2 separate regions of the Homo sapiens genome follow, and region 2 is linked to region 1. Evidence: chromatin loops called from intact Hi-C (ENCODE). Cell type or tissue: GM12878. All regions are shown on one strand. Links, peaks and the distances in the headings refer to the core of each region. The heading gives the core; the rest is flanking DNA. Region 1 has its middle 96 kb from the start of CNKSR3. Region 2 overlaps IPCEF1 (interaction protein for cytohesin exchange factors 1).

Evidence for each region. A loop is a pair of places that touch in the nucleus more often than their neighbours do. Peaks named below come from ENCODE experiments on the same cell type or tissue, not always from the same donor. Only the 100,000 strongest peaks of a DNase experiment are listed, where the experiment ranks them.
Region 2: a loop joins it to region 1, with 2.7 times the contacts of the local background. A loop is called at or near these places in 1 of 110 quality-filtered maps.

The regions. Positions count from the first base shown.
Region 1 is chr6:154,604,028-154,609,410 of GRCh38, reverse strand. It overlaps the pseudogene RPL31P29. Among named protein-coding and RNA genes, the nearest start is that of CNKSR3, 96 kb to the right of the region's middle. RefSeq lists an enhancer at 2,586-2,885. In GM12878, for the core only: no CTCF peak of the experiment used is centred there; DNase peaks (open chromatin) are centred at 2,770 and 4,030; H3K27ac peaks cover 2,717 bases.
Region 2 is chr6:154,299,722-154,305,104 of GRCh38, reverse strand. The region is part of intron 1 of IPCEF1 (interaction protein for cytohesin exchange factors 1); the gene reads left to right. Among named protein-coding and RNA genes, the nearest start is that of IPCEF1, 54 kb to the left of the region's middle. RefSeq lists an enhancer at 2,462-2,511. In GM12878, for the core only: no CTCF peak of the experiment used is centred there; a DNase peak (open chromatin) is centred at 2,794; H3K27ac peaks cover 375 bases.

The DNA.
Region 1 (5,383 bases), core at 55-5,054:
TTGGGAGGCTGAGATGAAAGGATTGCTTGAACCCAGGAGGCAGAGGTTGCAGTGAGTTGAGATCATGGCATTGCACTCTACCCTGGGTGACAGAAGAGAGCACATACCTCCCGCCCCACCTAAAAAAAAGTCTATATTTTTTAGAACAATTTGAGATTCACAGGAAAATTGAGAAGAAAGTACAGAGAATTCCCATTTACCCTCAACTGGTTTTCCCTATTATTAACATCTTACATGAGTATGCATATTTGTCACAGTTAATAAACCAATATCCATTATATTAGCTAAAGTCCATACTTTATTTAGATTTCATAAGTTTTCCCCTGATGTCCTTTTTCTGTCCCAGGTTCCCACATTACACTTAATCGTGCCTCTTAAGCTCCTTTTGGCTGTGACAGTTTCTCAGGCTTTCCTTATTTGGGGGAGTTTTGAGTAGTACTGTTGAAGTATATTGTAGAATGTCCTTCAGTTGAGATTTTCCTCATGTTTTTCTTATGATTGGACTGGGGTTACGGGTTTTTTGGGAGGAAGGCCACAGACGTGGAGTACCATTCTCATCAAATCATATACAGCGTACAGACTACCAAATGACTTAACACTGTCGATGTTGACCTTGATCACCTGGCAGAGGGGCCGTTGGTCGGGTTTCTCCACTGTGGAGTTACCCCACACCCGCTTTCCATACTCTGCTCTTTGGAAAGAAGTCACTATGGGCAGCCCACATTTAGGTAAAGAGTTTGCTTCACCTCCTCGATAGTATCTACATAAATTACTTTGAATTCATTTGCATAGGAGATTTGTCTCTTCTCCTTCATTTGTTTATTTATCACTGGTGACTTTTTACTGTTTCCATGAATCAAGTACTCAAAAGACATATTCACTGAGGGCTTACTATAAGAAGGCATTAGTAGTACATTGTTACTGAGCAATATTTTGTTTTATTTTTTTCAGAGACAGTTCACTTAAAAATGAAGAACTTGGATTTCTTGTCCCACCTCTGACACTACGAGGAGGCTTCAGACAATTAATTTCACGCCCAAGCCTCAGTTTCCTCTTCTGGAAAATTAGATGATGGAAAGGAATGAATTCTGACATTTTTTCCAGCATTGAAATTGTAGGGTTATATAATATATTCATAGAATAGGCTTCAAATAGTCTACAAAAGGAAATTATTAATATCTGTAGTGGGCAGGCCCAACTCAGTGAAATCTGTGTTTCAAATCTTCCTTCTCATTGCCTCAGGAAATGTATATTTTGTCTGCCATATTATTTTCTTATGACTCAGAGTTAAAATATATATACCCAATGAAAATATCAAGTGGATGAAGTTAACCTTGTTAGTAGCATATAATATTTTATGACAAAGAAAAAAATGCCAGACCATCTGCAAATGACTGTTTTATGGATTTAATAGAAACCACCACTTATGGAAAAAGCACCATGGAATAAAAACAAAACAAAGGAATTTGAAATCTGTTCTAACACCAAATGGAGGTGGTATGGCCATGACATGTGGGCTCTTCCTCACTGCCATCTCTGTTGGGAAAAAGAAATACGAAAAAGTGAAAAAAGCAGAGGAAACCTGGGGGATGAAAAGCATGGTTTAGACTCGAGAGAAAAACATATAAACATTCATTTCTTGCTTCTTCTGAAGCTCCTCTTTGGCCTAAAGAAAGGAGGCCCCAAGGAGGAGGTCTCAGTGTTGAGTGCCGGTTGGCACTTGGCTTTACTTTACGGAAAAGGCAAAGTAACTTTTTTTCTACTCTTGCCCTTTGCAAACTTCATCAGGCTTTTCTGGGCAGCTGGAGTCTCTCTTTTCACTGATGAATGTCTTTTAATGCATTTCTTGCAAATAGCATTTAGTGGATGTTCTTGCCAGTGGTTTCTGGGAAGATTTACTCTAGTCAACTCAATAGTTGTCAAGGCAAATTATAGTTCAATATAATTCAAAGAACAGAGCGCCATGACAATCCCTGCCTCTACGCCCCCTTTCCATTGCCAGCTGTCCCACCTGGGACAGGTCAGTTACCCTCCCTTGGCTGCGGTTGCCTCTGCGGTAACATTTTTCCTGCCTGTTCTGAAAAGAACGACACAGATGACCTCTTGAGGTCCCTTCCATGCCTGTGTTTCCTGGGGAACAGGTCCAAAGTAGCAAAAGTTGGGACTGAGGTGATGCAGCCAGTGTCAAATTGTCGCAAAGTGCCTGTGACATGCAGAGTGCTTTACTATGCATTATGGAGGAGAGGTAAGTAAAATAGACTCTCCAGGAACTTACACCTTGGTCAAAAATAAACAATAACTCAAAGCAGCCTAGAAGAGGTCTGTGGCAGGAGGACAAGCACTCAGGGAGCTCAGAAAGCCCTTCTGCCCCCTCTCCTGAAGGCCCAGCCTCTCTGCTCTGTCTGGAAGGGGATTGGAAGCCAAGGAAGGATGGGGGAGAAGGCAAGGAAGGAGATGGAGCTGGGAGGAGCACTGAAGGGTGCATATTTTCCATCTAGCAACGATTGTGGGGGCCCAGAAAAGTGACTCCAACCCCCTACACCAGGGTAGAAACTGGAGGTCAGGCTTTTCTCAGCCTTGTTTTTGGCTCAGAACTGAAGTTGCAGGAGGAAGGCTGAAGACAAGGGGCTGCCGCCATCAGACGAGGGAAAGTCCCTGCACGTCAGGCTTTGTCATGATCACTAGCCTCTCCCAGACACAGCCAGCAAATGGGTGGTTCCCCAACATGTGGGCATGAGAAGAAAAGACCTTCTGTGCTGATGTGGACCAAATTCCCCCACGAGTCTGCGTGGGAGGTGGGCGGGTGTGAATGACAGAGAGAAAAGAGGATGTCACCGCTGGGGGCTGTGAGGCAGGGTGCACGTCCTTTCTAGGTGGAGTAGGAGGTGAGGGAAAGGAGGAGGACTCCAACACTAAGGCATCCACTCAGGGCTGGGTGATTCCCATGACAACGAATACGTGTGTAATTCTCATGAGATAACAACAAATACAAGTAATTCTCATGAGATAACATTTCCATTGGATTGATGAAGAAACATGAGGTTCTGGGGCCCTAGATAATTTAGTTCCCAGAGTTAATGGCAAAACCAGGAATTAAAACAAGATCAGTCCAAATCCACAGCCCAAGCCTTTTCTACTGCTCTCCACTGCCTTGTATGATGACCGCCTCCACGTTGTTTGAGGGATGTGTCAGCCGTCTCACGCATGAGGGAAGGGGTGGTGCATTTCTCCCATCTATCCACCTGATGTACAGTTGGAAATTCCATTATGTGGCATTCATTTTTAAGGGGTGGTAGAAATAATCTCTCTTTAACTAGCCCCCTTTTTAACGTGCAAAGGCCGCCCCCGCCTCCAACTTTTCCTGCCTCCAGCTGATGCAGAAGTTGTACTTGCAATCTCTGCTTTCCCTCTCACCCAGTCCCCTGCAATCTTCCTTTCTATCTGGACCTGGCAAAAATGGTTTCTGAATAGTAAGGTGGCAAGAAGGGCCACCTGCCCTCAATGAGGTGGTGACCAGAGACTAAACCATCGACATTCACAAGCTCATTCGCAGAGTGGGCTTCAAGAAACAGACCCCTTGGGGCACTCAAAGAGGGCCAGAAATTTGTCCTGAAGGAGAGGGGAACTCCCATTACACACATTCATACTAAGCTCAGCAAAGCTTTCCGGGCCAAAGGAATGAGGAATGTCCCATGCCATGTGTGGTTCAGAAATGAGCCAAACAAGGTCTGTACATTGGTTACCTATGCACCTGTTGCCACTTTCAGAAATCTACAGTCAATGTGAATAAGAACTAAGTGCTGATTGTCAAATAAGTTATACAACTTCAAAAAAAAAAAAAAAAAAAGAAAGAAAGAAAAGAAAAGAAAAAGAAATGATCCTAAGTGAATGACGCGTCAACGTGATCACTCACTTTGCTGAATGTCAGCTCTTTCCTCCCACCGCTTCCTGGACCCAGTATCAAGAACTGTGATTGTTCTGAGGTTTTGCCTTTCCCACAAGTTAATGGGTTAGACTGTTATAGTTGTGTGGCTAATGGCAGAAAACATGAAATTTCAGGGTGAGGACAAAAGACTGTATTACTCATCGCACAATAAATAGTGTAAGCATCATTATGCTTGTGTGAGTTCCTTTGTCCCCAAGTCCCAGGGTAATGTGCAGGGTCCAGATAGATGCTACACAGATAATGGGTTTGTGTTCAACTGAGCAATAGGGAGGACCCCATGATTTTGTAGCAAGCAGTAAGTAAGAAAAATGCTTTCACTTAGATTGAGACTTTACTTCACTCCTCAAAGTTGCTCACGGAAATACACCCCTCAGAAAGGATTTGGGTAGGGTAGGTGTGGTGGCTTATGCCTGTAATCCCAGCACTTTGGGAGGCTGAGGCAGGCAGATCGCCTGAGGTCGGGAGTTCGAGACCAGCCTGTTTTACCAACATGGTAAAACCCCGTCTCTACTAAAAATACAAAAATTAGCTGGGCTTGCTGGCACACCCCTGTAATTCTAGCTACTCAGGAGGCTGAGGCAGGAGAATTGCATGAACTGGGAAGTCGGAGGTTGCAGTGAGCTGAGATCATGCTACTACACTGCAGCCAGGGCGATAGAGCAAGCGAGACTCCGTCTCAAACAAAACAAAACAAAACAAAACAAAACAGGAAAGATCTGGGTAAAGACAATTTAGGACCTTTCTGTGTTCTTGACTAGATCCTTTTCACTTAGGAAGTGAGGCTTGTTAGGAAGTGAGGCTTCCCATCTTGTTAGTTACTGAGTCTGAGGTGACCCAGTGCCAAATGGGAATTATCACAAGACCTCCAGCTTCAACAAGTGCTCAGTAGGAGGTTAATAGCTACTTTTTTGTTTTTAAAAAGCCATGTTCTTAGTGACTTCCCTTTTCCCGTCTACTGACCATCTGGGAGGGGACAGGGAGGCAGGCGTCCAGGTGGTGGTGGAGTGATGTCCCATTGGCACCTTTCTATATGCTGCCGACTCCGAAAGGGAGAACCCCTCTGACACTGGAGGGACTGAGAACTGCAAGCAGGTAACACATCCATTCTCTATACATTCAGATGTGGAAGCCACAACAATACATTGAATTGACCCAAGGGACCTCACGCACAGTCACTTTAATTTCACTTCCCCGCTGCAAGCCCTCTCCAAACTCTGAGTTGAAACTGGCACCGTTTCCCCCTGCAGGAGTATGGACAAAGGAGCATGTGAGTTAGTGGCTACAGCCGCAGTTGCTGGGAGACCAGTGCTATCCTATCTGGGAGTATAAGGAGTGCAGGGTGGAGGTGAGGCTGGGTGGCCTCCCTAACGGGGTGTCTTTTTTCTCCCATGACTCTTTGCTCCAAGGTTAGTGCCTGAGGACTGGCTCTGCTTCCTC
Region 2 (5,383 bases), core at 288-5,287, 300 kb after region 1:
TTCGCTCTTGTTGCCCAGGCTGAAGTGCAGTGGCACAATCTCAGCTCACTGCAACCTCCGCCTCCTGGGCTCAAGCGATTCTCCTGCCTCAGCCTCCCGAGTAGCTGGGATTACAGGCATGCGCCACTACACCCAGCTAACTTTTGTATTTTTAGTAGAGATGAGGTTTCTCCATGTTGGTCAGGCTGGTCTTGAGCTCCCAACCTCAGGTGATCTGCCCACCTCGGCCTCCCAAAGTGCTGGGATTACAGGCGTGAGCCACCGCGCCCGGCCTTTTCTTATGCTTAAAAATCAGGTTGACTTGGTCTAGAAATGCAGATGATGATTTTTTTTTCTTTTTCCAAACTGGAGATACAGGCAGGAAATTTCCCAGGTATGAACTGAGCATGGTGTTATTAGGTCAGCAGAGAGCCTTCAATAGGTAACTGACTGTCTATGGATTTGGTCATATTGGCCTCTTGCTTTTCAGGATCTCTGGCTTTTGATCCAAATACTTACATATCAGATCCAGAATCAACTCATACAAGCAAACCTTCATTCAGAATATATAAATGGTGATGTCTTCTTTTATTCATTTATTCAATGTTTACTAGTGTCCTAAGTGATGGGCTATGAGTTGGGAACACAGATGAATGAGATGCCAACCCTTCCTGTAATAATTCATGCTAAGTTTATCTGTCTATTAAATTGCATCACACAAAATTGAAAAAGAGAGTGATTTCAGGAAGTATTCTCAACATGAATAAAGTCTGAAAAAATTGGCACGAATACTATACTCTTTAAGGAAGAGCAGACTTTTGTTCTATCCTGGTGAAGCTGCTTATTGATGTATTTTTAAAGTATATTTTATTTATTATTATTTTTTAATTAAAAAAATTTTTTTGAGACAGGGTCTTGCTCTGTCACCCAGGCTGGAGTGCAGTGGCACAATCATGGCTCACTGCAGCCTCAAACTTCTGGGCTCAAGTGATCCTTCCACTCAGTCTTCCAAGTAGCTGGGACTACCGGTGTGCCCCACCACACCAGGCTAACTTAATTTTTTTACAAAAGTGGGATCTTCTTATGTTGCACCAGGCTGCTCTTGAACTCCTGGGCCCAGAGCCTCTTGCCTCAGCCTCCTGAGTAGCTGGGACCACAGATGCATGCCCCCTTGCCTGGTTAAGGAGTGCATTTTATTTTTTTTATTTGAGACGTCTTGCTCTCTTGCTCAGGCTGGAGTGCAGTGGCACAATCATGACTCACTGCAGCCTTGACCTCCCGGGCTCAAGCAATTGTCCTGACTCAGCCTCGCATGTAATTAGGGCCACAGGTGCACCAACATGCCTCGTTAATTTTTTAATTTTTTTGCAGAGAGAAGGTCTCACTTTGTTGTCCAGGCTAGTCTTGAACTCCTGGACTCAAGCAATCCTCCTGCCTTGGTCTCTCAAAGTGCTGGAATTACAGGCATGAGCCACTGTGCCTAGCCAGGAGTACATTTAAGAGTAGGGCAATAGTTGTTACAGAAGAATGTATGAGAATCATTCTCTTTTTGTGTTAGTTCTCTTCAAAACAAATGATAAAAAGGAGAAGGGTGAATGAGCCATTCTTGTCTCTCCCCGTCCTGTATTATGTCGTTAAAATTGGAGAGGTTTTGCAGAAAACAACCCTCTCGTGTTCTGAGAGCTGATGGATATGTACACCAGTAATCAAATGACAAAGTGAAAAGTGCTATCATAGGCCGGGTGCAGTGGCTCATGCCTGTAATCCCAGCATTTTGGGAGGCCGAGGTGGGCGGATCACAAGGTCAGGAGTTTGAGAACAGCCTGGCCAACATGGTGAAACCCCGTCTCTACTAAAAATACAAAGATTACCCGGGCGTGGTGGTATGCACCTGTAATCCCAGCTACTCAGGAGGCTGAGGCAGGAGAATAGCTTGAATCTGGGAGGCAGAGGTTGCAGTGAGCTGAGATTGTGCCATTGCACTCCAGCCTGGGTGACAGAGCGAGACTCTGTCAAAAAAAAAAAAAAAAAAAGTGCTATCATAGCTATAATATAGTTGCGTTCAAAATCTGATGGGAACTTAGGAAGATTTACTAAAGCTGTTGGGTTGCTGGTCAACATTGCCTCACTAAAGATGATAAGTAGTGATGGTGATCCATATATTTGGGTGTTGCAGAGTCAATACACAAAATAAAGGAAGGTGGGAAAGGATAAGAAATAAGTAATTATTAAGCATCTACTAAGTGCCTGATGACAACTGGGTAAATTCATGAAAATTATGTCATTTAATCCTTACAAGCACCCTGGGTCCTAAGTTATAGTCACTTTTCAGATGAAAAATCTGAGACTTGGGCCAGGCACAGTGGCCCATGTCTATAATCCCAGCACTTTGGGAGGCCGAGGCTGGGGGATCGCTCAAGCTCAGGAGTTCGAGACCAGCCTGGGCAACATGGTGAAGCCCTGTCTCCACAAAAAATATAAACATTAGCCAGGCGTGGTGGCACATGTCTATAGTCCCAGCTACTCGGGGGGCTGAGGTGAGAGGATCAGTTGAGTCTGGGATGTTGAGGCTACAGTGAACTGAGCTCATGCCACTGCACTCCATCCTGGGAGACACAGCAAAACCCCCTTCCCCCACTAAAGAGAAGAAAAGAAAAAGCTGGGACTTGGAGAGAATAATAGTTTATCCAAAGTCCTACAGCTAGTGGGAGGCAGAAGCAGGATTTCCATATGTGTCCAGACTCCCCCCACCATATCATGTGGTTACAACTAAATGAGACAAATAAAGCACACAAGAAAGAGGAAGTGGGCAAATTTGGTTTTGCTGCCTCTCGAAGTGAGCGTGACTCAGAGATTTCTGACAGCAGAACCTAGTGGTTTGTGGAGTCAAGGTCTATAAATGTTTCTGTTACTGGATTCAGGAGATTTAACTCAATAACAGAAGCTAGCTGTCAGATAAAGACTGGAATAAACATTTCTTTGCATTGGTATATAGATCCACAAATGTGAGCAATGAGAACTCTCTGGATGGTTTCCACAGAAAATGAAGTGTAGTTGAATCTCATTTATTTGGAAGTTGTCTATCTATAAACTCACACATCCAGCACACAACAAGGAATCAGCAAATCAGCAAAACTCCATGAGCGCTCAAATAGATGTCATAACCAACACATCGTAAATCTCAGGCACCACGCTGTTTATTCCATTCCAAATGCCTTCAAGCCTTCAATTAGAATCTAGATTTAAAATATTTAGTATAATTTTTTTAACCTTTTGAGAGTATAAGGTATTATTTATTTTTACTTATTAGTACTACCTCCTTTGAGATACTTAATCTTAAAATGTGGATTAGTGATTCTTACTTTTTATATGTCCTGGTTCAATTTGAGACTATGATGAAAGCTGTAAATGCACATATCACGTTAAATTATCCACACAATTTCAGTGATCATGATCCCCCGAAGTCCCAGGGCTCAATAAATAACTCTGGAATATAGAGTAATAGGTGTACCTTTAAGAATATTATATAAATACTGTTTATTGTAACTGAGCCTTTGACACGGATTGAGAACCAGCCAGTTGGATTTAAGTGTTCCTAGCATTAAATAAGAATGCAGCCTGTTCTATGCTGCAGATTAAACAAGTGCTTTCGTAGCCTGGAGAACGGTACACACACAGACACATTTAACAAAACACCATGCTAATATTTCAAGGTTTATGGGGTGCCTGGATCAGATAGCCTCAACCCTTGTGCCCAAGAGTCTCATGACCGTTTGGGAACATCACAAACCTCTAGATCCTACCAGTGCATGGCCCCAGGAGATGACGATCCACGTAAGAATGCTGGTCCCTTCCCTCATCATTCCTTCCTCATATCTCAGCTGAGTCCAAACTATAATGTGAGGGATCAGGGATACACATGTAGACCATAGACTACGACAACAATGATTTTAACCTGGAAAATCTAAACAGGTGTAACTACATGTTGATTTCAACTCTAAAATTTAAATACAGCATATATGTAATATTTTAAGGGTGATTAATATAACTTTTGGGTGTATGTGCCAAGATAATTGACTGTAAAATATGCTTTAGTAAGTGGCCGAGTTAACTTGTTTTATAGATTTATTGATTATAAGCCACTTAAATGTGGAGCTAAGTCTAACAAAATAATTACTTTGGGTTTAGAATAGCTGGTCTGTAGCTCTTCCTTTTCAGTGGTCAAGTAACAGGGCAACTTCTCCATTAAAGCCACTCCTAGTTCATAACAATAAAAGCCATTGTTTTCAAATATAACAATCTTTATTTACTTACCTAAAGAAGTAGAGTGCTGCCAATTTCATCCAAGAGTAATTTGCTAAGGGGCATAAAATGTCTGTTTCTTCAAAGCCCATGGGGAATCTGGTGTTTACGTGTTGGACTTTATGTTTTTTGGGGGGTGGCGGAAAAATCTACTTTGCTTCTTTTTTTGTTGTTGTTATTGATATTGTTAGTGTTTTTTTGTTGTTTTTAGACACAGGGTCTTACTGTGTCACCCAGGCTGGAGTGCACTGTTGTCATCATAGTTCAATGTATCCTTAAACTCCCAAACTCAAGGGATCCTCCCACCTCAGCCTCTCAAGTAGCTAAGTACTACAGTGCACGCTACCATGCCTGGCTAATTTTTACATTTTTCTGTAGAGACGTGGGTCATCATATGTTGCCCAGGCAGGTCTGGAACTCTTGGCCTGAAGCGATCCTCCTGCCTCAGCTTCCTAAAATTCTGAGATTACAGGCATGAGCCATCACATCTGAGCATTTGTTTAACAAAGAAAGAAAAAAGGAAGCCATGTCTCTCAATACCTACATTTAAACAAATAGAAAATAAATATTTTCAGAGGCTCAGTTGAAGAATCAGAATAAGTAATAATACTCTATGTTTAACCTAAAATTGCATCTGCTTTAGACTTTACCCACAAAGAGGTCTGCCTGCATTTCAGCTTTCATGAAGTTGTAAAGTAATTGTTCTTTCCTTTTGGGAGGGAAGACAAAACACCGTTCGCAGTCATGGGAGAAATGCTTCCTCCATGCATGGGGCTTGGAAAATGACTGGTGAGGTGAAGTCTTCATTCACTTCGGGGTTTCATTTTTAAAGTAATATGCCAACTGATGAATGTTATACATGATTCGGGCACAGAATTGCTAAATTTTTGCAAAATTGAAGAGTATAGATTCACAGTTTTCCAAGTTTTTTTTTTTAAGTCATAGACTACTTTCTTTTTTCTTTTCTTTTTTTAAACATTTTATGGTATTTGCTTTATTGCTTATCAGTCCTTTTATCCATCCCTCTATCCATCCATCAACCCATCTTTAATTTTTTATTTTATTTCGTTTTAAGTTCCAGGATACATGTGCAGGATGTGCA